2 separate regions of the Mus musculus genome follow, and region 1 is linked to region 2. A link is a loop called in an ENCODE intact Hi-C map of the cell type or tissue named here. Cell type or tissue: gastrocnemius. All regions are shown on one strand. Each heading gives the region's core, and the rest is flanking DNA. Links, peaks and the distances in the headings are about the cores only. Region 1 overlaps Cflar (CASP8 and FADD-like apoptosis regulator). Region 2 overlaps Fam126b (family with sequence similarity 126, member B).

Region 1 (15,796 bases), core at 4,007-12,006, 180 kb before region 2:
TAGATGTCTTACAAAGCATTAGACTGTAGATATTAAACAGACATAATGAAATTTGGTTTTGCAGAAAGAGAATATAAATGTGGAGCTGGGTCACAGAAATTGGTGGCCAATGTGAAAGTCCTGAAGCAATGGGTACTTAATGAGGTAATTACTTATTAAATGATTAGATGTGCCATAGAAACAATTTACCCAGTCGCATGACAAACTCAGGTAAGTCTCAAGTTACATTCAGTGTCAAATCTTGAACCACTATACACTATACACCCATACAATAACTTGGTATAACTTGGTAGATAACCTCCCCCCCAAAAAAACAAACAAACAATAGGTTTATGTCTTACTGTTCTCCACACTCTGGCAAAACATCCGACTAAGGAATGTAAGTAGGGAAGTTTAGAGAGGTAAAGGCACGGCGGCGGGAGTGAGACGTTTCCCAGGCACAGGGTTACGGCTCATGCCTGTGCACAGGAGAACCCTAGGCCAGGACTCACGGCAGAGCCAGAAGCAGCCAGAAGCAGCCGTAACCGCCAAGCTCTGCTCCAAGCCGCCACCCTGGATGATATACCAAGAACACCAACGGTCTGGGGTTCTCACGTAGGAGCCAGGATGAGTTTCTTCCTCAGAGTGTGCTGCAGGCTGAGGCTGTATTTCTCCTTAGACGAAACACCACTGTTCCACGCATACACTTTGTCCATGAGTTCAACGTGGAGGTCCACGAGTGGGCGTCTCCTAGAGGAAGAGAAAGGCAAAGTTTAAAGATGTGCAAACACCAAAGAGAAGACAGATTGTCATTAGGGGAGAGTCAGCTAACAGGTATGAAAGTCCTTTGAAACTCATCCTTTTAAATGCTCTGTGCATTGCTTAGCAAATAATCCAAACAATTGGCAGTACTCTGGCCCAGAGGCCAGAGTCTCCTTCCACAAAGACAGTGGAATTTTACTCTGAGAACACACCAGCTAGGGGACAAGCCACCTGATAACCCCATGCAAAGAGAGAAAGACTATAAAGGCCAATGCTACCCCTGTCCCTGGAGCACCGACTCTGAAATGTTGCACCCCTCCAAGCACACCCCCCCCAAGCCCTGCTGAGCCACCACTGAGGAGACTGAGAAAGCTAAGACAGCACCCGAGTCCTTGGAATTCAGCATTTGACTGACAGCTAAGCAACATTGTTATCCTTTGTAATTAGGGAGCAAATTTGAAAGGGCCAGTTAGTCCTATACTTGAACATTGTAGCTTCATTCCATTTACTAGAAGCTAGGGCAGTGATGGTTTCCTCCTTCTAATAAATATCCAAAATGTTTGCAGTCATCCCATTACCTCTGAAAACCAAGACCATCAGTGGGACCATGTCTGAAACCAGGCCAACACTGAACCCTACAGTGCATACGCTGTGCTTTTTCTATAATACGCACCTATATAAAGCTCAATTTATGTTAGGAGAATAAAATAAATATATTCAAAATATAAGCTGACTAATGTAAAGTAGTCATAAGCTGTGCTGAGTCTTTATTCATTCCCACCCCTGCCCCCCAAAGCAATTTGAACTGGGAAGGGAAAGTCTCTGTCCTGTCGAAGTCCATCGGACCAAGCATGGTGGTGATATCCATCTTGGATAAACATGTAGTAAAGGATAAAGGTAGAGGGCACAGAGCCCAGTGACTCACCTGCCTTGCTTCAGCTGCTGGGAGAGCTTCTGCAGATACACAGAGGATGAGCTGGAGGGCTTCTCCAAGTGAGATACGTCTGCTGTGCACAGGCTCCAAAAGATATCAGCTTCTGGGTGAGTTGTGCAGTGTCTGGGTTGCAGGGGCTTAGAGTCCACATTTTTTATTGATGGCCCATCTACCTCCAGGCTGCTATCTTCCAACTGGCTACCTAACGACTCATAGTTCTGAATAAAAAAGAGCTTTGGCTTCCCTCTGAGAGAAGGGCACGTGTCCCCCGTGAACATGTTCTTGACATGATCCAAGGAGAACCCTGAGTGAACTTGATCTCTGCCCATCATGCTTTGGGAGCCTCCTAGGCTCACCAGAACACATGCAAAGCTGTCATAGTCTTGATGTTGGGCCATACTTGCATATCGGCGAACAATCTGGGTTATGTCATGTGACTTGGGAAACAAGAAAAGCTGGATATGATAGCCCAGGGAAGTGAAGGTCTCTTGAAGATATTCTGCAGAAAAATAACAGAAAACAACACAGAAGTGAGAAGAACCAAGAGACATTGGGCATGACGCCTAATCTGGCCTGGTCGCCATTGCGCATGTGTTTCTACGTAAGGATACTCTGAGACCTCTGAAAGTAGAAGCAGCTAAACATGAAATGTGCAACTTTTGTGCCCCGAGTTTCTCATGAAGACACGTTCCCTGCAACACCACTTTCTCTGCCCACAGCCAAGACTGAACCCACCCAATGCCACTAAACCAAGAAAGAAGAAAACTGTTGTCAACCAAACTGTGTGGGAAGCCGCCCCCACATTCGCCGTCACAAGATGGCGCTGACAGCTGTGACACCCGAGCAGGTGAAGCCACTGGACAACTAACAAAGATCGTCCAGGGACCTCAGGAGTCCTTCTCAGATTTTGTGGCCAGAATGACAGAGGCAGGCTCTTGCAGCCTACAAGGTCTTATTGTCCACCCTGGAGTTATAGATCAAGATTATAAAGGGGAACTTCAGGTTCTCTGTTCTTGTCCTCAAGTTGTCTTTTCTATATCACAAGGGGACAGAATAGCTCAACTAATAATTTTGCCAAGCCTACATGGCTGTTTTTCCTTCCTCTGGTATTCCTCGAGCCGCCAGAGGGATCGGTTCTACTGAAAATGATTCTGATTACTTAATAATGCCTTTAGATTGTTGTCAAATTTTATCTACTCCTCATGTAGGGGTAAACCCTCGTGGCGTCAGGCCATTACAGGTCTGACAAATGGATGTCACGCATATTTCCTCCTTTGGGAGAAATCAATATTTACATGTTTCTATTGACACCTGCTCTGGTGTAATGTTTGCCACACCTTTAACAGGTGAAAAAGCCTCACATGTGATTCAACATTGTCTTGAGGCATGGAGTGCTTGGGGGAAACCCAAACTCCTTAAGACTGATAATGGACCAGCTTATACATCTCAAAAATTCCAGCAGTTCTGCCGTCAGATGGACGTGACCCACCTGACTGGACTTCCATACAACCCTCAAGGACAGGGTATTGTTGAGCGTGCGCATCGCACCCTCAAAGCCTATCTAATAAAACAGAAGAGGGGAATCGAGGAGGCTCTACCCCGAGTACCAAGAGTGTCTGTGTCTATGGCACTCTTTACACTCAATTTTTTAAATATTGATGCTCATGGCCATACTACGGCTAAACGTCATTGTTCAGAGCCAGATAGGCCCAATGAGATGGTTAAATGGAAAAATGTCCTTGATAATAAATGGTATGGCCCGGATCCTATTTTGATAAGATCCAGGGGAGCTATTTGTGCTTTCCCACAGAATGAAGACAACCCATTTTGGATACCAAAAAGACTCACCCGAAAAATCCAGACTGACCAAGGGAATACTGATGTCCCTCGTCTTGGTGATGTCCAGGGCGTCAATAATAAAGAGAGAGCAGCGTTGGGGGATAATGTCGACATTTCCACTCCCAATGCCGGTAATGTATAATGCTCAAGTATTCCCCTGCTTTTTTACCACTAACTAGGAACTGGGTTTGGCCTTGATTCAGACAGCCTTGGCTCTGTCTGGACAGGTCCAGACGACTGACACCATTAACACTTTGTCAGCCTCAGTGACTACAGTCATAGATAAACAGGCCTCAGCTAATGTCATGATACAGGGTGGTCTCATGCTGGTTAATCAACTCATAGATCTTGTCCAGGTACAACTAGATGTATTATGGCAAATAACTCAGCTGGGATGTGAACAAAAGTTTCCGGGATTGTCCATTACTTCCATTCAGTATGAGAAATTTACTAGGGCAGCTAATTTGTCAAAAAGTCTTTTTCAGTATATGTTACAGAATTGGACGGCTGAATTTGAACAGATCCTTCGGGAATTGAGACTTCAGGTCAACTCCACGCGCTTAGACCTGTCCCTGACCAAAGGATTACCCAATTGGATCTCCTCAGCATTTTCCTTCTTTAAAGAATGGGTGGGATTGATATTATTTAGAGATACACTTTGCTGTGGATTAGTGTTGCTTCTTTGGTTGGTCTGTAAGCTTAAGGCCCAAACTAGGAGAGACAAGGTGGCTATTGCCCAGGCACTTGCAGCTCTAGAACATGGTGCTTCCCCTGATTTATGGTTATCTATGCTTAAGCAATAGGTCGCTGGCCATTCAGCTCTTGCACCCCACAAGGCTAGTCTCATTGCACGGGATAGAGTGAGTGTGCTTCAGCAGCCCGAGAGAGAGCACTGCAGTAGAAGGGCTCTGCGGCATATATGAGCCTATTCTAGGGAGACATGTCATTTTTCAAGAAGGTTGAGTGTTCAAGTGTCCTTCCTCCAGGAAAAACAACACGGGACCAGACCAGGACCCCTCTAGGTGATGAGCCTGGAAGGAGGTTATGTGTACGGCTCCTTTACCTGCACACTGGGGATTTGACCTCTATCTCCACTCTCATTAATATGGGTGGCCTATTGCTCTTATTAATAGAAAAGGGGGAACTGTGGGAAGCCGCCCCCACATTCGCCGTCACAAGATGGCGCTGACAGCTGTGTTCTAAGTGGTAAACAAATAATCTGCGCATGTGCCAAGGGTATTTCTCCACCCCATGTACTCTGCCTTCTCCGTGGCAACAACTCGGCCATGGGCTGCAGCCAATCAGGGAGTGATACGTCCTAGGCGAAGGATAACTCTCCTAAATAGGGACGGGGTTTCGCTTTCGTTTTTTGGGCTTGGGGCTTGCACTCTTGCTCCTGAAGATGTAAGCAATAAAGTTTTGCCGCAGAAGATTCTGGTTTGTTGTGTTCTTCCTGGCCGGTCGTGAGAACGCGTGTAAGAAAACTGTAGTAGAAGGTTTGTTCTTCAAAAGGTTCTTTCCTCAAGGTACAGAGGAATGAGAAGTGTTTGCAGGGTGTAAATCCAGGTGTGCGTTTAAATGGCAGTCTGGGTTATGAATTCCCCCTCCCCTTGCTGTGGACTTATACAGAGGCCCTTAGATCTAAGTCGGGACTATTTCTAGATTGCCCAGTTTCACTCTTAGTCTAGGCATCCTGGGCTGCCTTTGCTGTGAAAGGAAGTACACGGTAGTAAGCCTGACAATCCTGCTTTCTAATCCTGCCCTTGGACTGCAGGGCCGTAAGAAAGGTGAGACTCCCTAGCTTTCGAGGAAGTGTTAACAGCCACCAACCAGAAAGAGTGCTGTGAGGATTAAACAATAGAAATAAAGACAATATAAGTAATGTTCAGTCTTATTCCATTGCCTAAAAGATTTTCCACATATTCTAGAAGTTTCTGTGGCTCTAGGTCCAATCAAGTCCACTTTTTTCTCATCTGTCCAGTTTGCCTTTACTAGGAGAATAAACACAGCCTCTTAAACCAATTCATACCTTTGATAATAAAATATAGACATTTCTTTCTCTTTCCCATTCAAAACTTCTACATCACCCACTGCTTTTCTGTTCTTTATCTGACAAATGCCTCTACCTCAAAATTTGCTGGGCAGGAAAGCTGCTCTGTCCTGAACCCAGAGACCCAGCAAGTGCCTCCCATTCAGACTGTTCATCTACCTCTCTGGACTTGTTCTTGCGTCCTGTCTCCAACGCCAACCCTTCTCCAGTGGTGTGGACTTTCCAGAAGTCTATCCTAAGTTTGCTCCAAACCGAACCACACAGTAACTACAGCAGTCTAGCTTCTACTGAGAGCAAGCGTCTGATATAAGACTGCCCAGAAAGGGATCAAGGGGAGAAAACGACTGAAGGTCACATGACTATTGAGTACCAGTTCTCAGCGCACTGTCCAAGTAGGATTCATATGAAGTGCAGATAGTCACAAACAAGCCAGACTCACAGCTTCAGCCTTCTTGCCCACCCAGCTTGGCCAACCACAAATAAACGATAAATGCGAGAGAGGAGAACCTCAGTTTGTATTCTAGGTGCCAGGTGAGAACAGAAGGACAAAATAAAGATGAGAAGGAAGACGGCTTTGCATGAGCAGTGATCTAGGAGGCAGGAAAGAACTGGCTTGAGTGTTTGAAATTGAATTTGCTCAGCCTATGAGTGGTGCCTGTGTATACATAGTATATACTAGAACTTTCCATGCCCTACACTGTACCAAGACAAGGTGGTTTTAAAATGTCTTACATGAGAGCTCAGGGGGCAGTGTCTTGGAGAGGGCCACATGTGGGACAACTGGAGCCTCTTGGCAAGATCCTTAGCTTTCCAGGCAGGCAACAAATGGCTCCTCCAACCCCAGTCAAGCCTTCAGTTAGCCCCAGCTGAGTGCCTCACCACAGACTCTAAGCCAGAAGAATCCCCAAAGTCCCGACCCACAAAAACCGTAAGCGATAATCAAGTGAATAGTTTGCTTCAGCCACTTAGTTGTCGAGTGATTTATATGCATTATTAGATAGATAATGCTCTCTCTTGTCAGTAAGAATGACCCAATCATCTCTACTCACGACTGTAGTTATACATACTCTTATCCTCTGCTGACCCACCCTCTCCTGGAAATTAGTTATATTCTCTAATGTTGAAAAAAAGATAGAAAAGTGCAGACACCATTAAGCTCACAACTAGCAAGCCTCTTATTAAGGAAATGGGGGCAGGGCACGGTTTTACAGGTTTGCTGATTACCTGTTAGATTCCTCTTTCTCCTTCTACGATCTGGGTGGTAGAAATGATCGACCACACTGACCCACCCTAGCCGTCGCCCTGGGGTGCGAGCAAGGTTTAAAGTGCAGAACTATACCCAGGTTAGGTCCAAGACAGGAAAGCGAGAGAAGCTACCTTAGGACTTTAACCACTCGGCAGGAATAGAGACAGCCTAAAGAAACGCATGTGCCCCTGCCTGTGCCAGACAGTTGAAACAACGGACCCGAGATATTATAATTACCCCCGGAATCTCATGCAGGGAGGAGGAAAGAGCTGAAGCTTGGTGACTGGTCGGACAGATTTGCAGGAGAGCCTCGAACACAGGCAACGGTGATGAGCTGGACCCGACCTTTCCTAGGTCAGCTTCATTATGCAAACCTCCTGCCTTCTACTTAAACCTAACTCATGGATTACGGGTTACCGAACCTCTTTTTCCTCTTCCCAGTGTGGCCATACGAACTAAATCTCTGTTTTCTGCTTTTCACTGTTATTGTGTTTTTAACTGGTCTACTGCAGATAATTAGTTAGCACCACAAGACTAGCAGGTTAACAGGATCGCAGCCCCACTGCTAGCTCCTTTCTCTTGCTATGGCGTATTCTCTCCGCTAGGGAGCAGAAGTAACCAAGGAAATGCAGGTTCCAATGCACTGGCTGGCCAGCTTCAAAACTCTCTTCACTGGTAAAGCCTTGGTGGAAAGCCCAGCCAGCCCTCTTGCCCAGGCTGATGCGCTCGGGTAGAGCAAAGGCTGCTCTACCTTCCTTTTCCTCGGGTTCAGTGGCTCAGCTTCCGCCTCAGAGGGGCTAAGTGTAGGATAAGCACGCAAAATCTAACGCAGAAAATGTTTCCCAAAAGCAAGAGGGGAAAGGCAAAGGTCCCACATGCCACAACCACCACCAAGAAAAATCCGAAATCTGTATGGGGCTTGGGACAAAACAGAGCAATCCTCCGATATGGCAAGGCAAGTCAGTCAGCAGCCTGTTGTGGGCCATCACCGCTGACATTTCCTCTATTGGATGGCAAGACCAGGTAGGCACAGATGCCAGCTGGAGCAGTACATCAACATTCCTTTCCTCCGTGAGCCAGCAAAGACAAGCATGTAGCACTGTCTGATTTATACACTGTAAGGAATGGGGAGGGGGAACGTGTAACTTTGAGTAAGTGAGAGCCTCCATTTGTTCATCTGTGAAATGGGCATAATTCTAACACCTAAACCAAAACGGCAGAACCCAGCGGGGTTTCTGTAAAGATACTTCCAAACTGCATTTATTCAAACATAAATGATTAATTCTAAAGGAGATGAAGGCGGCATATCAACCCGTAAATCAGAGACCCTGCCAGGCATCTTCTTCCTAACTGCTTATGACTTGGATGCAAGTCTCCTTATTCTAAATTAAAACGATCTTAGGGTGGACAGACTCTGTGCTCCATGTATGGCTTAGCTACCATACCAGTGCTTACAAATACAGGAAGAAACAGTTGGGTGTCGGTTTTATAAAATAAAACGTTAACAAAATACAGAAGCACCGCGTCTCCTTCTCCCACCCTGGACAACCCATGCCCAGCCCAGCTGCAGCTTGGCAGCTACAACTGCTTCTTAGAAACCACGGATGCTCTGCAGTTGGCACAAGGCTGCCAGGAGCCAATCACAGGCTCAGGAAAATGCCTGGGCCTTGCTCATCTAGAATTCATTCATTTACGCATTTAGAATTCATTTTGAGTTATATAAGCAGATTTATCTTAGCACCTTCTAAATAAATACATGGAATAAATAAGAGGCAATGTCTGGCCAGCCTATTTACAATCAGTTACTGGGTGCCCTTCATAAGTCAAGATACGGTGAATAGGTGAAACCCAAAGTGGGCAGGATATCCTAGGTGGGGAAGGGAAGGAGGACAAGGCCAACGTGGATTTCGGAGTGTGTGCTCATACAGAGGTTACAGGTCAGCCTTGGGCTCCCTCCTGCCATCTGTGTGAGAAGATCTCTTTGCTGTTCTGTCCTGTGTCTGTCAGACTAGGCTGGCTCATGCACTTCCAGAGGCTCTCTCATCTCTTCATAGGAGGGCTGGAACTACAGGCAACACATGCTGCCCTTTATTTGGGATCAAGAGATTTGAACTCAGGTCTACACATTTGTAAGCATGCACCTTTACCCATTGAGCAATCTAATCCTAAAATAAGTTCTTCCTTCCTTCCTTCCTTCCTTCCTTCCTTCCTTCCTTCCTTCCTTCCTTCTTTCCTTCCTCCCTTTCTTTCTTTCTTTCTTTCTTTCTTTCTCCTTCTTTCTTTCCTTCCTTTCCATTTTTAGGCTTGAGGACAATTCAATTTTTATTTAAAAAAAGAAACAAACAAACAAACAAACAAACAAAACAGGGTGAGGAAGCTATAAAACTCAGCAGCTACCAGGAAGAGAAGAATAGGGAAGAAAATGAAAATTGCCATGCCATTTGAGCCAACAGGGAAGTCTGACACATGACAGAAAGCAGCCACCTGGTGTTTGTGGCTTTTCTATGGGAGGCTAGATGCATACACTCTGTACCTGGGAGGAACAAACTACTGTAGCCCCCAAACTTGAGTTTTACTAAGCTTCCCTTATTGTCTTACTAGAATCTATGACAAGAGACACGGACCAAGCACACAGCTCGCTGCAGATGAAGGTAACACATGTGTACACATGTGTGACTGGATGTCTCATCATTTAGTGGGGTCACAGGACAAATAATCACTCACCGAAACAAAGGGCAGTGTGATCTCGGACACTGGAGCGTTGCGGGAGAAGTTGTAACTTAAGCCAGAGTCTGAAAAACCAGGGCAAAGGAGAGGAAAGTCCCTCACACAAGCCGCTGACAGGGCAGATGTTGGTGAGGAAAGGCATAGCTGGGGCAACAGCTGGGTGGGAGCAGGGCCATCTGGCACATATCCAACTCTGCATTTGGTCACCTAGGCCAGCTAAGGCCTCACTGCTTCAAGCACACACTCGAAGAAAGCTACAAACCATCTTTTAAGAATCTATATTGCTGGGCAGTGGTGGTGCACGCCTTAAATCCCAGCACTCAGGAGGCAGAGGCAAACAGATCTCTCTGAATTCAAGGCTAGCCTGTTCTACAGAGTAAGTTCATTTCCGGATAGCCAGAGCTACATAGAGAAACCCTGTCTCAATAATAATAATAATGATGATAATAATAATAAATCTTTATTATGCAAAGTTGATTACTGGTAATTCTTTCCAGATGATATTGTATCAGGAGAAAATAATACCAATGCTATATAACCCAAAACAGTTTTCTGGTATGCCCAAGACAGCCAGGACTCAGACCCATGACCCCTCACCCAGAGCGCTAGGACCTCAAACATTCAACAACCTTAGGGTCGTTTCTGCCAAGTCATTTTCTTGGAAAGACTCTCAGGAGAGGAAGACTCCTATCCCATATCATGTAAATATCCATTTGGTTTGCAACCTAAGTATTAACATACCTGTCAAAGGGGCTACCCTGAACATGTACATGTAGCACACTACCTTTTTAAACTCTAAAATACAAGGGCCTCCAACAAGGGCCCATAGACCCACACTTCTTAAATACACCCTAGGTTTAGGCCTGGTGAAGTGAGGGCCTTAAAGAGAAATTTCATTAATAATGTTAAGCTTTGGGGCTGGAGAGATGGCTCAGCAGTAGAGGGCACTGACTGCTCTTCCAGAGGACCCAGGTTCAAATCCCAGCAATCACATGTCAGCTCACAACTACCACGAGCTGACTCCCTCACATACACAAGCACACAGGCAAAACACCAATGCACATAAAATGAAAATAAATTATTTTTAAAAATAATATTAAGCTTTTAAGCAAATAGCTGCTTGAGTCCAGAGGATAGACATGTCCAGAAAACAAAGAGTACCTCATCCCACACTCCTGTTCCCAGGAAGAAGCCATTCTCAGGGCACTGATCACATGAGAACCAGGAGGGGCCCGAATGGTTTGTCTACCATTCCTCTGAACACAACTTCCCTCTACTATTGTGGGTGTCACTTGCCCCTTTTCTTCATGAGCAGAGACCAATCCTAATGAGCGCCCTACTTCCCCGTGCACAAATGTTCTTATTATATAAATGTGACTACAAGAAAATAATGTGTATTCAAGGTTCCACTTGTTCCGTTAGAAGGAGAAAAAAAAAAAAAACACATAAGGAGGCATGGAGCAACCCCTAGCCTGTCAGTGTAAGAAGAGGAAGTCTCTTCACATGACACTACAGTGGAAACTGCAAAGTCTGCTACCAAATGTGTGTCTTAGTCAGTTAAAGATAACAAAGATATCAGAAGCGGCAGCAGAGGAGAAAATACTTCCTCTAAAAAACTTGCAAGTGTTCTCTCTGTCTGTCTGTCTGTCTGTCTGTCTGTCTGTCTGTCTTCACAGAGGGACTGGGACCTCTCAGCCGCCAAAGCAAAACAAAGCGATTTGAACAAACCCATACCGTCTCGTCTCTTATCTGCAGATTAGCCACCTGAGCTGGGAGAGTCCATAAGTGACTCTAAGCCAGCAGCTTGTTTTATTCTCAAAGGCGCATGAGTCAAGAGACCCCTGACTCTCAGAGAGAAGGAGCAGCTGACGTGCCCTTCTCTGTAGGGCCAGGTCCCCTCTAGTCACACACTCCATCTCCAGGATGTTAACCTCGAAAGGACTACACTGACATTAGCTTACATTTCATTCCAGACACTGTCCTGTGTCCTTTATGAGTATAATCTCACTCTCCCAACCATCACATAAAGGAAGTTCTGTTAGGAAGTCACGTTTTAGCAGAGACACTGAGCCCGCACATCACAAGCTAAGATAGACAGCAAAGCCATGATTAAAATCCGGGCAATCACTGCCAGGGCCCAACTCTGCTGCTCTCCTACAGTGGGAGAAGTACAGCTATGCACACATAGACATACAGCTGCCCATAACTCAGGAACAGACGTCCAACACAGGCCCTGGGTGTTAGTCATGAATAGCTGAGGCTTGATGACTCATGGCAGGTTGTGACTTGATCTTTATGAGTCTCATAAACACGGGTACAACACAGAAAGCTCTGTACTTCAGACATTTCCTGATGATGAAGGAAGCAAGGCCAACTACAATCAAAAGTAAAAGAACAATCCCACAATGTCCTTTAGAACAGTCAGTGACTCAGTGAGGAGCTATTTCCTCATTTGTCTACTGATGCTAATAGCTAAAATGGCATCTTAAGGGTTAGGGTTACTATTGCTGTAAAGAGATGCCATGACCAAGGCTACTCTTATAAAAGAAGAATTTAATTGGAGGTTTGCTTACAGTTTCAGAGGGTTAGTCCATTATCATCATGGCAGGAAGCAGACAGGCATGGTGCTGGAGCAATAGCTGAGAGCTTTATATCCTGATCCACAGGCAGCAGACTGGGCCTGGTGTGGGCTTTTGAAATCTCAAAGCCCTGCCCCTCAATTACACACCTCCTCCAACGAGGTCACACGTACTCCAGCAAGGCTTCACCTACTAATCCTTCACAAATGGTTTTTCAACAGAGGACTGAACATAAATATATGAGCCGATGGGGGTCGTTCTCATTCAAACCATCACAAATGGAAAGGACTCTTCTCTATAGCGAAGAGACACATTTCTCATGTACCAAAATAGGACATGAGAAAGTGGGATTGTAGCTGAAATCTTGGGAAATCCAATTTCATATTTGCTAATCCGCCCTTCTCTTAGATTGTCTTTGTACAGACCTCCCTTTGGTAATATTTGAAGTGAGGCATCTCTCTGACTGATGCTAAGGAGTGTTGAGAGACATGAAAGTCGTGAACTACAGTGATCACTCATCTGAAGGAAGGGAGAGGTGATTAAATGCAGCCGTATCCCAGGCATCTAGGCTTGCCTCGTTCAGTCTGCACCAGACATCCAACACCTGAGCCAAACAACCGGGTCCAAACAATGAAGGCTCACAGGTAGATCAAACAGAGAGGAGATCTTAGTCACATGTGGTTCAAACACTAGCCACACCCCTACGTTAACACAGACACCATGTTTTTAATAGCCCCAAGGAAGGCTTTCATGGTCTATCCAGGTGAAGTGAAACATCTGACAATATTAGAAACCAGAATGCCTTGCATTATAAATGTCCCTTGCAGACCAGGACCACCCTTAGCCACATTATCCAGGATGCACAGATAAGACACACAAAGACACACCAACTTCCACAACTTAAAGCTAGTGTTGTGCTCCCGAAGTTCATCTCGTGTTCCTCCTAACCCATAACTCAACTGATTTATCTATGTCTGTTGTCGTTAGCCCAAGCCATGTAAGTAATGACCAATAGGAAGTGGGTAGAGATGAGGTGCATCCTTCTCAGGCCTTTCTCTAAAATCTGTGATGAGATCCGCTACACAGTCTCTACTCCCTCATCTGTCAGTCAGTCAAATACAGAGGACTCTACAGACTCCAAGGCATCAAAGGACGACAGGACCCCTGGCTGACCCTATGACATAACAAGCTCCCTTAGCCCGATCCACACTAGACAATGACATGGTTGAAAAGCAAGCACCATAGTAGAGTGTACTTTGTTACTGCAGTTGGTATCTGCCATGTTGACAGATCCACCTTGCTTGGTCATGATCATGCTGTAGGGAGTGGATCCCGGGGTTCTACACTTACTTGTGTCGTTGCCAATACAATCAATGATCAAGCAGATTCCTAGGGGCTTGCTCTGCATCCTGTAAGTCTCTTCACGGATGTGCTAGAAAGAAAGGCAGGGATTAGAGATGCTGGATACTTCTCTGAGACTTATCCATTCTTCTTCTCGTTTGTTTTAAACATTCCCTTTGGCAGGTGAATCACTCAATAGACACAGCCTAAAGTCATCACGGCTGACAGTTCCCAGTAATGTCAATTTTTTCCTCTGTCACAGTAATGAGTTTAAGACAAATAGCTATTCCAACTCTTACTTAATTTGAATGAGAAGTATAATTTATTTTACATGTGTCTTAGCTTTGCAGAATAAAGATAATTTGAAAGAGAGAAGATGGGTCACATGCCCTTGTAGAAGCCTGAAGTAGCACCAAGAATCAACTTTCTAAGCCAGCACAAATGGAGGCTTTCCACTGCTTCCTCTGCAGAGGCTCCACCCGGGCAAAAGCCAGGGCTTGACACAGTTCAGCCGCCACTCAGAACTTCCCTGCATCCCAAAGCTCATTCAAGCCTTCCCCTTGAACATAATTTTTCTTTGTTATATTCAAGGTTCCTGTTCACTGAGTTCTCAGGAGAATTATGCACAGGCACCAAGTTGTCACAAAGAATTTTAAAGAACAGTTTTTGTTTGCTTTGTAAGACGTCAGTGTACTAGTATATACCCTTGCATGCAATACCAAATCAGAGAATTTATTCTTTACCGGAGGTAAAAAAGCTCCTGATTCCTGGATGGATGTCTTCACCAGTGTTCCTGAGGGATGGGAGAGAGAGAGTCATTTACAAAGTAGAACTAAGCCCACACCCAGGCTGGCTGAGTTCTTTTTATCATGACGTTTTGTTTGCCCGTTTCTTTAGCTTCCTATTCTTTCTCCAGCTAGACTCAGTCCAAAGTTCCAACCTCACACAGAAGAGCCTGACCCAAAGGGAAACTCAAGAGCCCTGTTATTCCAGGACTATGTAGAAAAACCATGACATGCAGGTGACAGTCGTAGCCCTCTTCCAGGGGACCACCAGGTGGCTGGTGAGTTTTTAACCTGATAAGGAGAATTCAAAAATGTCACTTCTCTATGGTTTTCCTACATGGGCCAAAACTCTGGATGACACCTAAAGGAAAGAGCGTTGGAGTGTGCAGGAGAGAGGCTCATGTGTGTGTGCTCTGTACCGAACAGATGGCCCATGTTTTCATAGTTCAGTGATGCTGGGAGCCGATAAAATAAAATGTCAGCAGCAAGACATAGCTCAGCAAGCCTGGCAAGTGCTGGAGCCCACAGCAAATTCTGCCCCACAACAATGACTCACTTTAGCCCGCACAAGTGGGAGAAGCACTGGGTTCCGAAGCCACAAAAGGGCTGGCTCACACCTCAGTGCTGAAGAGCTGTCATCTCATTAGCTCATTCCGTCTCTGGGCCAAGACTGCTGCGAAATGAGAAATGGTGTCTAAAGATAGAGGGGGCAGGGGGGCCTTACCAGCATCTGAAACATTTGGGGAAATGAATTGGGTTGTTTGATTTTGTTTCAGAGGTGGGCTCTTGATATGTAGCCTAGGCTAGCCTCCAACCTGTTCTCCTGCCTCCACTAATGAGTGCTGGGGTTACCATCCTGTGCTACCACACTAAGCTTTGAACTAGTCTCTTCCTGTCCCTGTCCCTATCCTACCCCTGCCCTCTCCCTCCCCATCTCCTTCTCTGTACATTTGTGCATTTGCATGCTTGTGAGCAGGTGCAAAGCAACCCTGCTTCCACTCATGGAGGCCAGAGGTAATGGTAAGAGTCTTTCTAATCACTTTTCTTTTCTTTCCTTTTCTTTCTTTCCTTTTCTTTTCTTCTCTTCTCTTCTTCTTCTTCTTCTTCTTCTTCTTCTTCTTCTTCTTCTTCTTCTTCTTCTTCTTTTCTTCTTCTTCTCCTCCTCCTCCTCTTCCTCCTCCCTTCCCCTCCTCCTCCTCCGTCTTCATTTTTTTTTTTTTTTTACAGAATCTCTTACTAGACCCAAAACTTAATTCATATAGGCTGGCCGGCCAGCAAGGCCCAAGGATCCCCCTGTTTCTGTCTCCCCGGTGCTGGGATTACGGGCATGCACCATCGTATCCAGCTTTTACTGTAGGTGCTGGAGATTAAACTCAGGTCCTCATGTTTGTGTGGAAAGCGTTTCACCAAAGAGCATCTCCTTGGCCACTGAGATGAGCTTTCCAAGGGGCAACTAGCAATATCCTTTAAGACAAATTGTGCTTTTAGAAGTTTGGTTGGTTGGTTTTGGTTTTGCTTTGGGTTTGGGGGGGTGGGGTGAGGGCTTTTTTGTTT
Region 2 (14,852 bases), core at 6,368-14,367:
CTAACTTGCCTTCTTTTAGTGATGAACAGTGATATGTAAAGCATAAGCCAAACAAACCCTTTCCTCCCCAACCTTTGGTCATAGTGTTTCACTATAACAATAGTAACCCTAATTAAGACACCAGTATAGCACATGTTATAAGATACTAAACTAAATATATAAATATATATAAACAAACATAAAATACTAAATATAAAAATAAACCCTATGATGATACACAATTTTTTCCCTTGGCTATTTGAAACAGGGTTTCTCTGTATAGCCCTGGCTGCCCTAGAACTAACTATGTATACTAGGCTGGCCTCAAACTCACAAATATCCATCTGCCTCTGCCTCCAGAGTGCTGGGATTAAAGGCCACCACCACCATCAGGCTAATGTACAAATCTGTAAGGAGAAAATTTAGGCTGAGCATATATAAAGCCTTAGAGGCTAGAGGGATAGCTCAGGGTTAGGAGCACTGACTGCTCTTCCAGAGGACTAGGTTCAATTCCCAGCACCCCATGCTGCATTAAAGTTTTCTGCCTTCTCGTTTAGAGATTGCATTGTGTATAATACCAAAGTAATTAAGGGCGGGGTCTTAAAATATTTGTATACCCATGTTCATAGTGACATCATTCACAATACCTAAAACTTGGAAGCAATTCAAGTACCCATTAACAGATGAATTGATTAGCAAGATGTAAAATGTTCTATACATGCACTGGAATATTATCTAGCCTTAACAAGGAAGGACATTTTGCAGTATTCTATAACAGGTATTAATTTTGAAGCTTTTATACTGAGACATTAACTGGTCACACAGAATACTGGTTCTTCTTGTATGTGGTACTTAGAGTGCTCAAAAACCAAGTAGACATACAGTAGAATGGTGGCTACTAGGGAATGAGTGAGGCCAGAGACAACATGGGAATATTGTTTAGTGGTTATAGAATTTAAGTTTCACAAAATGAAAAGACTATGAGGATAGATGGTGATGATTATACAACCTTATGAATACAATGTTAACATCACCCAACTGTACCCTTAGATAAGGGACTAAATTTTTATATACTGCAATAAAAATGGAGAGAAAAACACAAAAGGGATAATATCAATTTAGCTTACATATTTTGACCTTAAAAGCTTGTTTTGAATTGTGTCTGTTAACTAAATAAGAATGGGCATTTTTATAGAGGTTAAAATGCTATTAAAATCGAGAGATTACCTTTTTTGATTCCATTCTTTGAATACCAGCTTCTTTAAATGTTTGTTTAATGTTCAAATATTTATTCTAAATTTCAGCATATTTTCTTGGCATTTATTTTTTACACTTCGATTAATTCTGTGTCTATATTACTTAAATATACAGTATACTTGGCATGTTTATATAGGTCCTTCAGAATTGGATAGTACCTTCTAGATTCTTGGGAATGCCTGTGACCATCTCATCTCTAGGATTCTTCTCTGTTTCATTGAGTTAGGGTCTCTCATCGCTGAGAATGACCTTGAACTCTTGATTCTCCTGCCTCAATCTTCTAAACACAGCTTGGTCTCTAGATTTTCTTTTTAATCTTTTTGTTTGTCGAAACATTTGTTCCATTTGTTTTCCCAGTACTTAAGGAGCCATGATGTTTCTAAGGGGAAAAAAAAGTTCCCATTTTCAACAACTGCCTCTAGAAGATGGCTTTTGACATTGGCTCCAGCTCAGTACTAGGCAATGATAGCTTTGTAGGTGGGATCTTCCAGAAACTTGCCAATAGGTCATATGATTACATTTTCTGGGAATGAAGCCTTAAAGACACTTTAACCCCTTGTGTCCTTCAGTGGCTGCCCCCTGTGGTTTTCACTGTAATTATGGCTGTTTTGATTTCAGAGCTATTGTGGTAAAGGCAGATGGGGTACATATAAATTCTACCGAACTCTCTGGTTTTGACTAAGATTCACACCCCCATGTGTGGGTGATATGGATATGGTATATATGTATATAACTTGTATGATTTGTGAGACTATTGGTCCTTAACCTTCTCCCTTATTTGAAGCAGGGTCTCTTGCTGTTGATAGTTTCTATTCAAGCTGGAACTTTCTTGTCTCCAACACCCATCTCCCTTTAGGAATGTTAAGATTATAAACACACTTCTATTTACTCTATTTGAGATTGCAGATTCTGACTGTGAACTGTAGCCCTCAGACTTGCATGGCAAGCGCCCTAGACATCTCCACAGCTACTTTTTAGAATATATACTTCAAAGTTTGCTTTGGGCCAATTTCCACAATTGTGAAAAACTTTAGTCTGACAATGTTTCTAACACTTCATTGCTTTTATAGAGGCCAGGTCTTTGAAGCATTGCTCTGTTCTCACCACCACCATCTATGATTTCCATGTTCATGTATTCTAGAACAAGGAATAAGACGGGGTGTGTAGATTGATAGTAATGCAGACATCGGGCTAACGTTAGATTAGAAGCTCAGTAGTGAGAGGACTGTGACCCTTCCTTAGCTGTTTGCAGAGCACCCACTTTTTCTTGCATTTGCATGATAATAGGCTTGTTTAGCTCTTTATCTGTTATCTGGCAGTCTTGGTTAGGGAGCTTTCCATCTTCCTCTCTTGACTGGTGTCTTTGATGTACTAATCTCAGCCTTTGACTGAGGTTTTACTGGACCTTATTCTGCCCTATTTCTTGCCTCAGTACCATTTACATAATCTTTTCTTTCCTTGCTTGTATACGAAATGACTATTACTCTCTGTAGACATTGTGGATATAATAGTGAGTAAATACTTCTTCCCACATGTAGCTTGTGCTTATATTCTAATGGGACAAAATAGGTAGTAAATCATTGTAAAAATAACTTTTATTCTCCTGCTCTAGTTGTCATCTTGGAAGCTTACTGTCTCAGTCTGCTAAGCTAGGCCTAACCCTGGAAGCTTCTAGCCCCTGTACAATCTTATCTAGGCCTAGAATGGTTTCAGCCTGTGAAACTTACTGCTAGATAAACTCATCCTTTTTAGCTTTTTCTGAACTCTGGCTGGCCAGTTCTGGCTAAGAACTCCTCTCCATGCTGATGGATTCAATCTGGTTTCTCTCATTTTTTTTTTTTCCCTCAGTTGCTCTGCTTGTCTCATACTAATTTCGGCAATCTGTTCTGATCTTCTGGCATCTTCTCATTCTCTGGCCTATTCTGTCTTTGCCTGTGTCAAGCTTGTTCTCGCTCTACTACCTGTCTCTGCATCACTGTCTTAGTAAAACTCTCCTTTCCTCTCCTCTCTTTTTACTGCTCTCTCCTTCCTACTACTACTCCATACTTAGGATGGAGTCTGTAGTCTTTAACCAATCTGTAATCTGATTGGCGGAAAGGAGCACTTTTAAAGGCATTTTGTGAGTTATGAACCCTAATAATTTATAGAGTTCTTTTTCTGGATTCTGGTAGTTTCCTAACATACCCTAAATACTAGCTAGTTTTGTTGTGGCCATTAGCAGTGGATCCTCTGCATTTCTCTAGAGTGTTTGCTTTTTGGTTTTTGGTTTTGTTTTGTTTTGTTTTGTTTTTTTCTGGAGATTGTGTGACCTTGCTGTCTTCATTAGGGTTTTTCTGCTGTGAACAGACAACATGACCAAGGCAACTCTTATAAGGACAACATTTAATTGGGGCTAACTTACAGGTTCAGAGGCTCAGTCCATCATCATTAAGGCAGGGACATGGCAGCATCCAGGCAGGCATGCTGCATGCAGGAGAAGCTGAGAGTTCTACACCTTCATCTGAAGGCTGCTAGCAGAATACTGACTCCCAGGAAGTTAGGATGGGGGTCTTAAAGCCCACACCCACAGTGACACACTTACTCCATCAACGCCACACCTACTCCAACAGGGCCACACCTTCTAATAGTGCCACTCCCTGGGACGAGCATATACAAACCATCACACTTTCTTTAAATATTGTAAGCCTGTCAATTTTTCTGCAAATTTTAAAACTTTTATCTTTTTTTAGAGCTGAATTGTACTCATATATTTTTCCAGATTTTCCATTTATTCATTTGTTTGTTGATGGGTAAATAGGTTGATTTAAATTCTTTACTATAGTAAATGAACCAGCAAATTTGGGAGTGCCAATATCTCCATGGGAGATTATGGCATTCTCTGGGTATATGCCTAGGAATGAGAGAGCTGGATCATGTGGTAGTTCTATTTTTAATTTTTTGAGAAATATGCAAACTGATTTCCACAATGGCTGTGTTAGTTTGCACCTCCACTGCAGTAAGTGCTGTCAAGTTCATTGATGGCAGCTGGGATGAGGGGCTGTCTCAGTGTAGTTTAATTTGCATTTCCCTGCTGGCTAAGGATATTGAATGCTTTTTAAAAATAGTTGTTGGACATTTGTATTCTTTTAAAAAACTATTCAGTTAATTTGCCCATTTGTTGACTGACAATTTTAATTCTGTGGTATTAAATTTCTGTAATTCTTTGTAAGTTCTGGCTGTCAGCACCTTGCTGAAGTGTAGCTGGGCAAGATTTCCCCCCATTGTGTGGGCTGTCTGTTAACTCTGCTGATTGCATTCTCTGCTATGGAGGAACCTTTTATTGTTGAGCAGTCCCATCTGTTGATACTTGGGGTTAGTTCCTGTATGGTTGGTGTTCTTTTAAAAACTCCTAGCTAACCCAGTATCTTGAAGGGTATCTCCATGTTTTCTTAAAAAGTTCCAGTGTTTCTGGTCTTAGATTAAGATCTCTGACCAATTTTTAATTGATTTTGTGTACAAAGTGGATTATACAAATCTAATTTTATCTTCTGTAGGTATAAATCCAGTTTTATCAGCACCATTTGTTGGATAGGTTCTTTTTTTTCAAGAGTATAATTTTACCTTCTTTGTCAAAAATTAACTGGATTTAGCTTTGCTGTTTTATTTCCAGGTCTTCTATTCTAGTCTCGGTCTACTTGTCTATTCTTATGTCAGTACCAGTTTTCTTTATCATTGTAGCTCTATAGTAGGATTTGAGGTTGGGTTGTATAACACTGTCAGTAATGTTCTTGGTTCCATATGAATTCTTGTGTTTTCTCTAAAACTATGAAATAGGACATAGACATTTTGATAGCTATTTCATTGATTCTATAAATTTAGTAGTATAAACATTTTCATAATATTAATTCTGCCAACTCAGGAATGTGAACTCAACAATCTGGACCATAATCTTCTTTTTTCATAATATTTTTAATTTATATTACATCTCATCACAGTGCCCCCTCCCCCACCTCCCCATTTTCACCCTTAAAAATTCCTCCTGAAATTATCCCTTCCCCTTCTTCTTCCCCAGAGAAGAGGAAGCCCCCGCCTTGGTACCATCCCCACCCTGGGACATCTTCTCCTAGCAGGACTACACACCTCCTCTCTCACTGGAGGCCCAACTAGGCAGTCCCAGTAGGGGAAGGTGATCCAGTGGCAGGGGACAGAGACAGAAACAGCTCTCAATCCAGTTGTTAAAGGACTCACATGGAGACCAAGCTGCACATCTGTTACAAATGTGAGGGAGGCCTAGGTCCAGCCCCTGCATGCTCCTTGGTTCATGGGTAAGTCTCTGAGAGTCACCAAGGGCCCAGATTAGCTAATTCTATAGGTCTTCTTGTGGTGTCCTTGACCCCTCCAGCAGCAACGTTTGGTTGTGGGTCTCTGCATCCTTTTCTATCTGCTGCTGAATGAAACCTCTCAGAGTACAGTTATTGCTAGGCTTCTGTCTGCAAGCATAGCAGAGCAACATTAGTTGCTCTCTCTCATGGGATGGGTCTCAAGTTGGATCAATTATTGTTTAGCCATTCCCTCAGTCTTAGCTCCATCTTTATCTCTCTAGTTCTTATAGGTAGACAGATGTTGAGTTGAAGGTTTTGTGGGTTGATCTTTTCTTTTCTTTTCTTTTTCTTTGTTGGGGTGTGTGTGTGCAGATTTAAAAGAGTCCAGTTGCCATTGTCAATGCTTTTTGTTTATTTAAAAAAATGTTTGCCCAAGTTGGGCTTGATTGTGCATATCTGTAATTTCAGCACTTGGGAAGTTGAGGCAAGGAAAATTATAAGTTCAAGGCCACCTTGTTTACATAGTAAGATCCTGTCTTAAAAAAGAGGAAGGAGAGGATAGAATTTAAATTTGGTTATTTACACAAATATTTTGCTGTACATGCCCCACATATTTAGATCTGCATTCTAATTGGAATTTTCTTCTTTTTAAACATTTAATTAGAGGTGGGAGTTAGGAGATGCATGTATAGGTCTGAGCACAGCTTTTATGAGTCAGTTCTTACCCTATGCCTTGAGAGTTTCCAGGATCAAACTCCAGTCATTAGACTTGGCAGCAAGTGCTTTAACCCAGTGAACCATCTTGCTGGTCTCTGGAATTTACATTTGTGAACAGTATAAGGTTAAGGATCACAGTACATTGTTTTCCACAGAGAGAGCCAACTGACCTCTAAGATCTTTTTATTTAAAACTCTTCCAAGTGCATTGCACTATTATCTTTGTTATAAACAAGTAAACATGACTGTTTATAGAATCTCTTTTCCATTAGTTACTTAATTATTTAGTTTAGGAGTAGGAAATGGGTGGGTAGGTGAGGCTGTGGAGGCCTAAAGAAAACTCTAGTGAGAGAAAGAATGCATCACTATATGTTTCAAAGCTTAGAGTCAGTAGTTTTTTATATGGAAAAGATTTAACTTTATAAATTCTTTTTCAGCTGAATCTCCTGCAAATTATGTAATCTACCTAGTGTCTTAAAGATAATTAATGGATACTTGAAGCTAAAATTGAGGCTTTCATCTCCCAATTTTTTTTTCTTAGATGTGGTGAAGATACACAAGTACACTAGTTATTATAGAATGTTTTAGGGTCTATAATTATTCTTTAATGTTAGATGAGCTACAATGAGTAAGTAAATGTGCTTACTGACCAAGTGTCAAGGACCTGAGTTGAATGTAAAAAGCCAGGTGTTTCTGCCTGTGTCTGTAACCCCAGTGTGATGGGGATCAGGCAGGGAGCAATAGAGGTGGATGCTGCTCAATATCTTCCACATGATTGTTTGCAGGTGTGTGCAGCCTTACACATACACACACATGTACCATCAGCTCTTGCACACACCCACACGTACTGCACACACACACACACAAATGAAGAACTGTTTTATGAATTTGCCACTTAAATTTTTTTGTATCTGTTCTTGAGAATATTTTCTTACTATTTGGTTTTTTTAATTTTTTATAGAATTGGAGAATATTTAACTCTCAACAAATGAATTCCACACTTGAACTCTGCCGCATTCCTGTGCCACCTCCTCCTTTAGAAAACTGATCCTAAGACAGGTAAAATTATGACCTTAACTTAAAAAAAAAAAGATGAAGAATACATTTCCCATATGATTAAACATGTTAAGAATTTTTGGTAGTCTTTGGTAAGTAGCTTTATTTATTAAACAGTTTTATCTTACGTGATCACCTCTTTCTGTCTTTGAATTCAGTTTTGAATTATTTTAGTAATTACATTTAAGAAATATGTTATCTGAATTTTACTTTGATTTATTTCATTTATTCAGCATGATTGTGATATCAGGGTACATCTGGATAACTGTTGGCCAAAGCAAATTTTTGTGACTGACGACTGTGTTCTCTTTCTGTTATAATAATCACATGTAGATTCTGATTATTTGAGATATGGCAAATAAACTGCTCTTTCTAGTGTTTATTAATAATGTACAAATATGCAAAGTCAAAGCCAGGTGTTGTTTTATGCCTGTAATCCTACTACCTAGGAGGTAGAGACAGGATGATCAGGAGTTCAATTCAAGGTCATCCTTAGCAAGAGGGACTAGAAGAGAAAAAAGAGCCCAAATAAATACTTCTTCCCAATTCTATTTCGCTTTAACGCAAGGTCTTGCGCACACCCCGACAGTCCCACTGTTTTCATAGAAAACACATGCCAGGACAGGTCAAGAGGAGAATGGGGAGTAAGCAGAATCACTGAGTTGAATCTACCCAGGAAAACAGTTGGTTAGAATTCAGAAATGGCTGATAGGGCCATGTTAATGAAAGCCTTATACTATCAAAGTTCAAAATAGGGACAAAGAGCAAGAAAATTGCAAAGGCAGTGCTCCTGTTACATGGAGTCTGACGACCAGATCCAGCATCCTGACATATGTTTTATGAAGTCTCCAGAATGGGTGAGGGGGAGGGGGCTCAATGCCATCAGCCTTATACCCATACCAACTAAGGAATAGACATTATATAAATTCACCATCATAGAACGTACAACCACATGTCACACACTTTTCAACCTAATTGAGTTCTGACACTATGGTTGTATATGTATGCATTCCTTTACTATCTCCCCCGCCCCATGAGGAGTAATGAATTTGGCTGGGATGGTGTCCTAAGTTAAGAGTGTATAACTGTATGAGTCCACATTAGGAGAGCGAGATAACCAACATTAGGCTCTCCAGCATTAGAGAAAATACTAGAAATGAATTTGAAATACAGGACAGATTGCCTCATGAAGTGATGCTATCAGTAAAGACTTGTAAGGATACTAATGCTACCCAAAGTACATTCTGTTAGATCACAGACCCCTCTCTCTGTCTCATGTCTCTCAAAAATCCGGCCATGGCTCCTTATAGCTGACAGGCACCATGCTTATGGAGTCTAGAGCGTGTAGGTCTTGGGAAGCAAGGGGGGGATAAGTAAGCCACCCCCCTCCCCCCCCACACACACACACACGGAAGTTAGAAGGTAAATTTACCCAGTACTTGGCTTCTTGGCACATAGGCTATGCCAGTTTAAATTACACTAAACCTCTGGTCTTCCCTTCACAACCTAGAAGAGTCAGAGTACCTCCTTTGCTTGGAGTGTTTGCTTGGAGACTGTTTTTCTCCTTCAGCTCCCTATACACACAATAACAGCTGCCATAGTCTAAGTCTTAGACATATACTTGGAAATATCTTCATTGTCTTTCCCCAGGAGTTTGTTTGTTTGTTGTGAATGTTTGATAGGATTTGAGACAAGGTTTCTCTGTGTAGCCCACCTGAAACTATCTCTGTAGACCAGGCTGGCCTTGACCTCAGAAATCTATCTGTCTCTGCCTCCCAGTTGCTGGGGTTAAAGTAATGTGCCACCATGCCTGGCAATTTTTTTTTAATCAAGTTTAGAATTTGCAGGAACAGTTATTATTATCTCATGTGTTGCACTGGTAATTCTATAGCTTTTTTTTAAATCTAATTTTGATTTCCTTGAAACATTTGAGAGCATCTATTTTCTTTTTATTCATCATTGTTGTGTCCTTAGCATTTTATTCAACAATATTTCTAATATAGATAATAATTAACAATTATTACCCCTAGAATAAAAATGCGTCTTGAATTTTCAAAAACCTAAATAATTACATTATTATTATTTTAGAACTACTACTAGTAATAACAGCTAATGTGAAGGATATATGCCAATTGCTATTTTAAGAATTTGTGTGTTATTTATTCTTTTTTTTAAAGGTTTATTTATTATTATATATAAGTAGACTGTAGCTGTCTTCATACACCCCAGAAGAGGGCATCAGATCTCATTACGGGTGGTTGTGAGCCACCATGTGGTTGCTGGGATTTGAACTCACGACCTTTGGAAGAGCAGTCAGTGCTCTTACCTGCTGAGCCATCACTCCAGCCCCGGGTTATTTGTTCTTTAAATAAATAAATAAATAAATAAATAACCTCTCTTGTCAGCTAGGTATGCAGCATATGCCTTTCACCCTAGCACTGTAGAAGCAGAGGCAGGAGGATCACCATGAGTTAGAGGTCAGCCTGGTCTACACACTGAGTTTCGAGTTTCAAGCCAGCTAGGGCTTCCTAGTAAGCCTTTGTCTCAAAAAACCAAAACAGACAAAAACTAAAAAACTTTTGTCATAGATACTTCTATTGTCCTCATTTTATAAACAAGGAGTTTGAGATGACAGAGAAAAAACTCTTCCAAAAACACATATTTTATAGACCAAAATTCTCTTTAACCCATTAGACTGTATTGGTATTTCTGTTCTCACTGTATGGTGGGAACAAACTAGGCAGGCATCCTACCAACTGAGCCACAACCTAGCCCTAGTTTCCTTTTTCTGAAGTAGGGATTCATAGTTTTGCTTAGATCTCAGAGCAGTCGATACATGTACACTCTACTCTCCATAGCCTACCTACAAACATAAGTAAGTGAATAAATGTAAGACCCTTGTTTTATATCTCTTATATCGGGATTTTCATATTCAAATATTTAGTTTTTGTTGTTCATTATAAGACATTTCAAGCTGTAACAAAGTAGATAGAATAATATAATTAAGTTTGTGTACTGATTACTAAAATGGCTATCAGCTTAAGGTCAGTTGCATTTTATTTCCAATACAAGGGGCTGAAGAGATAACTCGGTGGTTAAGAGTGCATACTGCTCTTGCAGAGGACCTGAGTCTGATTCCTAACACCCACATCTGATGTGGCTCAGAACCACCTGTAACTCAAGTTCAAGGGAATCTGATGCCCCCTTGTGGCCTCTGCAGGTACTTATACTCACTGCACATATTCACAAAGAGACATGTGTACACATGTTTATAAATATTTGTATCTAATTCACTCCTTTCTTACCCTCTGCCCCAATTTTTATTCTTCTCTTATATATTACATCTCCAAAATTTTCCCTCTCTCCATTTCTCCCAGTCCATCCCTCCACCTCCCCTCTTCCAGATCCTCTCCTCCTCCATTTCCCTTCAAAACAAAACAAAAAAGTAGGCCTCCCCGGGAGAGTAGGCACAAACCCTCACATCACAGCTGGCCAAGGCAACCCAGGAGGAATAAAGTTGTCTCAAGCTCAGGCAAGAGTCAGAGATAACCCTTACTCCTGTAGGAGTCCACAAAACAAGCTACACAACCATAGCAATATGCAGAGGCCCAAGCTCAGGCCCATACAGGGTCCATGTTTGTCAATTCAGTCTCTGTGAGCCCCTACGAGCACTGCTTAGTTGATTCTGTGAGGCCATGTTTTTCAGGGGTGTCCTCCACCCCTCTGGTTCCTACAACCCTTCTCACTCTCCTGTGTTTTCTAGGTCCCACCTAATGTTTGACTCTGGGTCTCTGTATCTGTTCCTATCATTTGCTGGATGATGTTTCTCTAATGACAGTTTGGCTTGGCTCCAGTTTATGAATATAGCAGAATATCATTAGAAATCATTTCATTGCCCCCAGCCCCTGCCCTCCTTTTTGGTTCTATCCTGGATCTTTGGATATGTCTTGTCTCTGGAGGGCTCAAGAGGGGACCCATGAATCTCCCTGGGGAGGGGAAATTAAATAGATTTTTTGGGGTGGAGTGGGAGAGGGTGGGGAGTGGGGAACAGAGAAAGAGAGTACTAAGAGAGAATACTAGCATTGGGGGTAAGATGTAGAAACTTACTGCAGTTGGAACTCCCAGACTCTATGAGAGTGACCTCAAGAAGTCCCCTGGTCAAATGGATGTATCTGGAGGATATCATCCTGAGTGAGGTAACCCAATCACAAAAGAACTCACTTGATATGCACTCACTGATAAGTGGATATTAGTCCAGAAACTTAGAATATCCAAGATACAATTTGCAAAACACAAGAAAATCAAGAAGAAGGAAGACCAACACATAGATACTTCATTCCTTCTTAGAATAGGGAACAAAATACACATGGAAGGAGTTACAGAGACAAAGTTTGGAGCTGAGAGGAAAGGATGGACCATCCAGAGACTGCCCCACCCGGGGATCCATCCATAATCAGCCACCAAACGCAGACACTATTGCATATGCCAGCAAGATTTTGCTGAAAGGACCCTGATATAGCTGCCTCGTATGAGGCTATGCCAGTGCCTGGCAAATACAGAAGTGGATGCTCACAGTCATCTATTGGATGGAACACAGGGCCCCCAATGGAGGAGCTAGAGAAAGTACCCAAGGAGCTGAAGGGGTCTGCAACCCTATAGGTGGAACAACAGTATGAACTAACCAGTACCCCCAGAGCTCGTGTCTCTAGCTGCATATGTAGCAGAAGACGGCCTAGTCGGCCATCATTGGGAAGAGAGGCCCTTTGGCCTTGCAAACTTTATATGCCCCAGTACAGGGGAATGCCAGGGCCAAGAAGTGGAAGTGGGTGGGTAGGGGAGCAAGGTGTGTGTGGGGGGGGGGAGGGTATAGGGGACTTTCGGGATAGCATTTGAAATGTAAATGAAGAAAATATCTAATAAAAATTTGAAGAAAAAAAAAAGTCCCCTGGTAATAGAGGCAAACTGGCTATTTTCCATAACCAAGCAAGGCTCCCAGCAGTCTGACTGAGGCATCAAACCAGCCACAAAACCTTCAACCTACACAAATCTGTCCCACCTGTAAAATGTGCTGGGGTGATGGTGGTGTAGAACTTGCGGGAGTGGTCATGCAATGACTGGTTCAGGTTGAGACCCATGTCACTGCTTGGATGGCCTCTGCCCCTCTTTTATATGTCATTACTGAAACATTGTTTGAGTGAGGCTGTTCTTGTTTATTTTGTTTTTTTTTTTTTTTAAAGATTTATTTATTATATGTAAGTACACTGTAGCTGTCCTCAGACACTCCAGAAGAGGGCGCCAGATCTCATTACGGATGGTTGTGAGCCACCATGTGGTTGCTGGGATTTGAACTCCGGACCTTCGGAAGAACAGTCGGGTGCTCTTACCCACTGAGCCATCTCACCAGCCCTCTTGTTTATTTTGAATTACATTAATAAACACCATGATTAAAACCAACTTGGAAAAGAAAGGTTTTCTTCATCATACTCTTTACAGTTCCACCACTGAGGGAAACAAGGTAGGAATTCAAGGAAGGAGCTTGAAGCAGAAGCCCAAGAGGAGTGCTTGCTTGAAGTCTCCATTTAGCTACATTTTATATATATATACATACATACATACATACATACATATACACACACACACACACAAGTGGGCTGGAATCTCCTCCATCAATTAGCAGTTAAGAAAATGCCCCACAGATAACAGCCACAGGCCATTCTTCAGTTGAGGTTCCTTCTGTAGGAATCAAGTTGACAGTATGAGATATAGCATACCCAATGTCTTTACCACCCCGTTAGTGACTGAACCACTAGAGGATCCCCCATTACTTTAAGGTAAACCCCAAGCATTTCACCACCAAGCATTTAGTATGTGTCTCTAAGGACTTTTTAAAAAATCATTTGTGCCACTATCAAACATAAAAACAAACTTTGAGCCAGGCATGGTGGCACACATTTAATCCCAATACTCTGGAGGCAGAGGCAGGAGGATTTCTAAGTTTGAGGCTACCCTGGCCTACAGAGTTCCAAGACAGCCAAGTTCCAAGACAAGGTTTCTACACAGAAATATCTTGTCTCAAAAAAAGAAAAAGAGTCATATCTTTTGTTAGACTTGGTGACAAACCTTTATAATCCCATTTATAATCCTAGCACTTGGGAGGTAGATGCCAAGTTTCTGTGATTTGTTTGTCTTGGGGTGTTTGTTTGTCTGTTTATTTTGAGCCATGGTTTCTCTGTTTAGCCCTGGCAGTACTGGATTTTGCTTTCCAGGATCTCTATGATTTTGAGTCTACTCTGGTCTAAGTCATAAGTCCCAGGCTGCTAGGCAGAGATGCACAGTGAGACCCTGTCTTAAATTTTAAAAAGAAAAGAAAAGGAGCAGTACCTTTGATTTATTTATTTTTATTTTTTAAACTCATGATTCTCCTGCCTTTTCCTCCTGAGTGCTAACATGTGTAGGTCTCTGTCACTACGTTTGACCCTTAATTTTTTATATTAGTATTTATTTAAAATCTCATAATTTGTGATTCTCTCGTCTTTCTTTTCTTTTTTGTTTTTGTTTTTGTTTTTCTCTGAAACAGGGTTTCTCTGTATAGCCCTGTCTGTTCTGTAATTTACTCTGTAGATGATGGTAGCCTCAAACTCAGAGATCCTCCTGTCTCTGCCTCCCAAGTGCTGGGATTAAAGTTGTTTGTTGGCCTCCACCACCTGGTTTCCCTCATCTATCTTAATTTTAGATTTTACTTGGGCAAATCCTTCAGTATATATTAAGAGGTCTTGTTAGAAAATAATGACATATCTTACTCCTTTTCTTATTCTTTATTACATTATTACTTTATAGTGCCCCTGAAGTTTTGTGGAATTCTAAGTTAGAGGTTTTTTTTGTGGAATTTTAAATTAGAAATTTAGTTGGGGGTGGTAATAAGAGAGTGCAGCATGGGGAACTAGGATCAAGGTTCATCATATACATATATGGAAATGTCATAATAGAACCATTGTTTGTACAAGTAATACACATTACTACTTTTAAAATCTAGTGCGGAATTCAACAAACATAGAAAGGGCATCTTTTTAGTAAGAGAGTGTTTCAGTTATTTCATAGACAATCCTGCTTCTTCAGGTTCTATTTTCATTTGTCTTGGTTTTTTTCCTTATTCTTTCCTTTTGAATGACAAAGAAGATTGAAATACAGTGTATCTTATTTTTAATCCAAAATTAAATAGATAAGACTACCCTCAATAGCAAGCATTTAAATATTGAGCATGTATTTTTTTCCAGGCTTTTTTTAAAAAAGTAAGCTTTAATTGGAATTACAATTTACAGACTATTATTCAGTTTGGTTTTGCTACTTAATCAGCTTGCTACCTATATGACCCTTGCTTTTTTTAGATTTGACATCATTTTTCAGCGTTGTTGTTGTTGTTGACGATCCAGGGGGTTGCTGTGTAGTCCAGGCTTGTCTTAGTGCTTACTGCATACCCCAGAGTAACCTCCCCTCACAGTCCTCTTGCCTCAGCTTCCCCAGTACTGAGTCATAGGCACCTTAA

Evidence for each region. Peaks named below come from ENCODE experiments on the same cell type or tissue, not always from the same donor. Only the 100,000 strongest peaks of a DNase experiment are listed, where the experiment ranks them.
Region 1: a loop joins it to region 2, with 6 times the contacts of the local background. A loop is called at or near these places in 5 of 42 quality-filtered maps.

The regions. Positions count from the first base shown.
Region 1 is chr1:58,738,717-58,754,512 of GRCm38, reverse strand. It overlaps Cflar (CASP8 and FADD-like apoptosis regulator), which reads right to left. Exons shown (of 10, transcript NM_207653.6): 7 at 14,201-14,250; 8 at 13,467-13,548; 9 at 1,667-2,174; 10 at 1-729. The coding sequence ends at 591. Among named protein-coding and RNA genes, the nearest start is that of Cflar, 33 kb to the right of the region's middle. In gastrocnemius, for the core only: a CTCF peak has its summit at 7,399; DNase peaks (open chromatin) are centred at 7,463 and 9,714; H3K27ac peaks cover 3,625 bases.
Region 2 is chr1:58,558,317-58,573,168 of GRCm38, reverse strand. Fam126b (family with sequence similarity 126, member B) reads left to right here. Exons shown (of 13, transcript NM_001310598.1): 2 at 7,215-7,312. Among named protein-coding and RNA genes, the nearest start is that of Fam126b, 21 kb to the left of the region's middle. In gastrocnemius, for the core only: CTCF peaks have their summits at 10,509 (motif pointing left) and 12,565 (motif pointing right); a DNase peak (open chromatin) is centred at 10,517.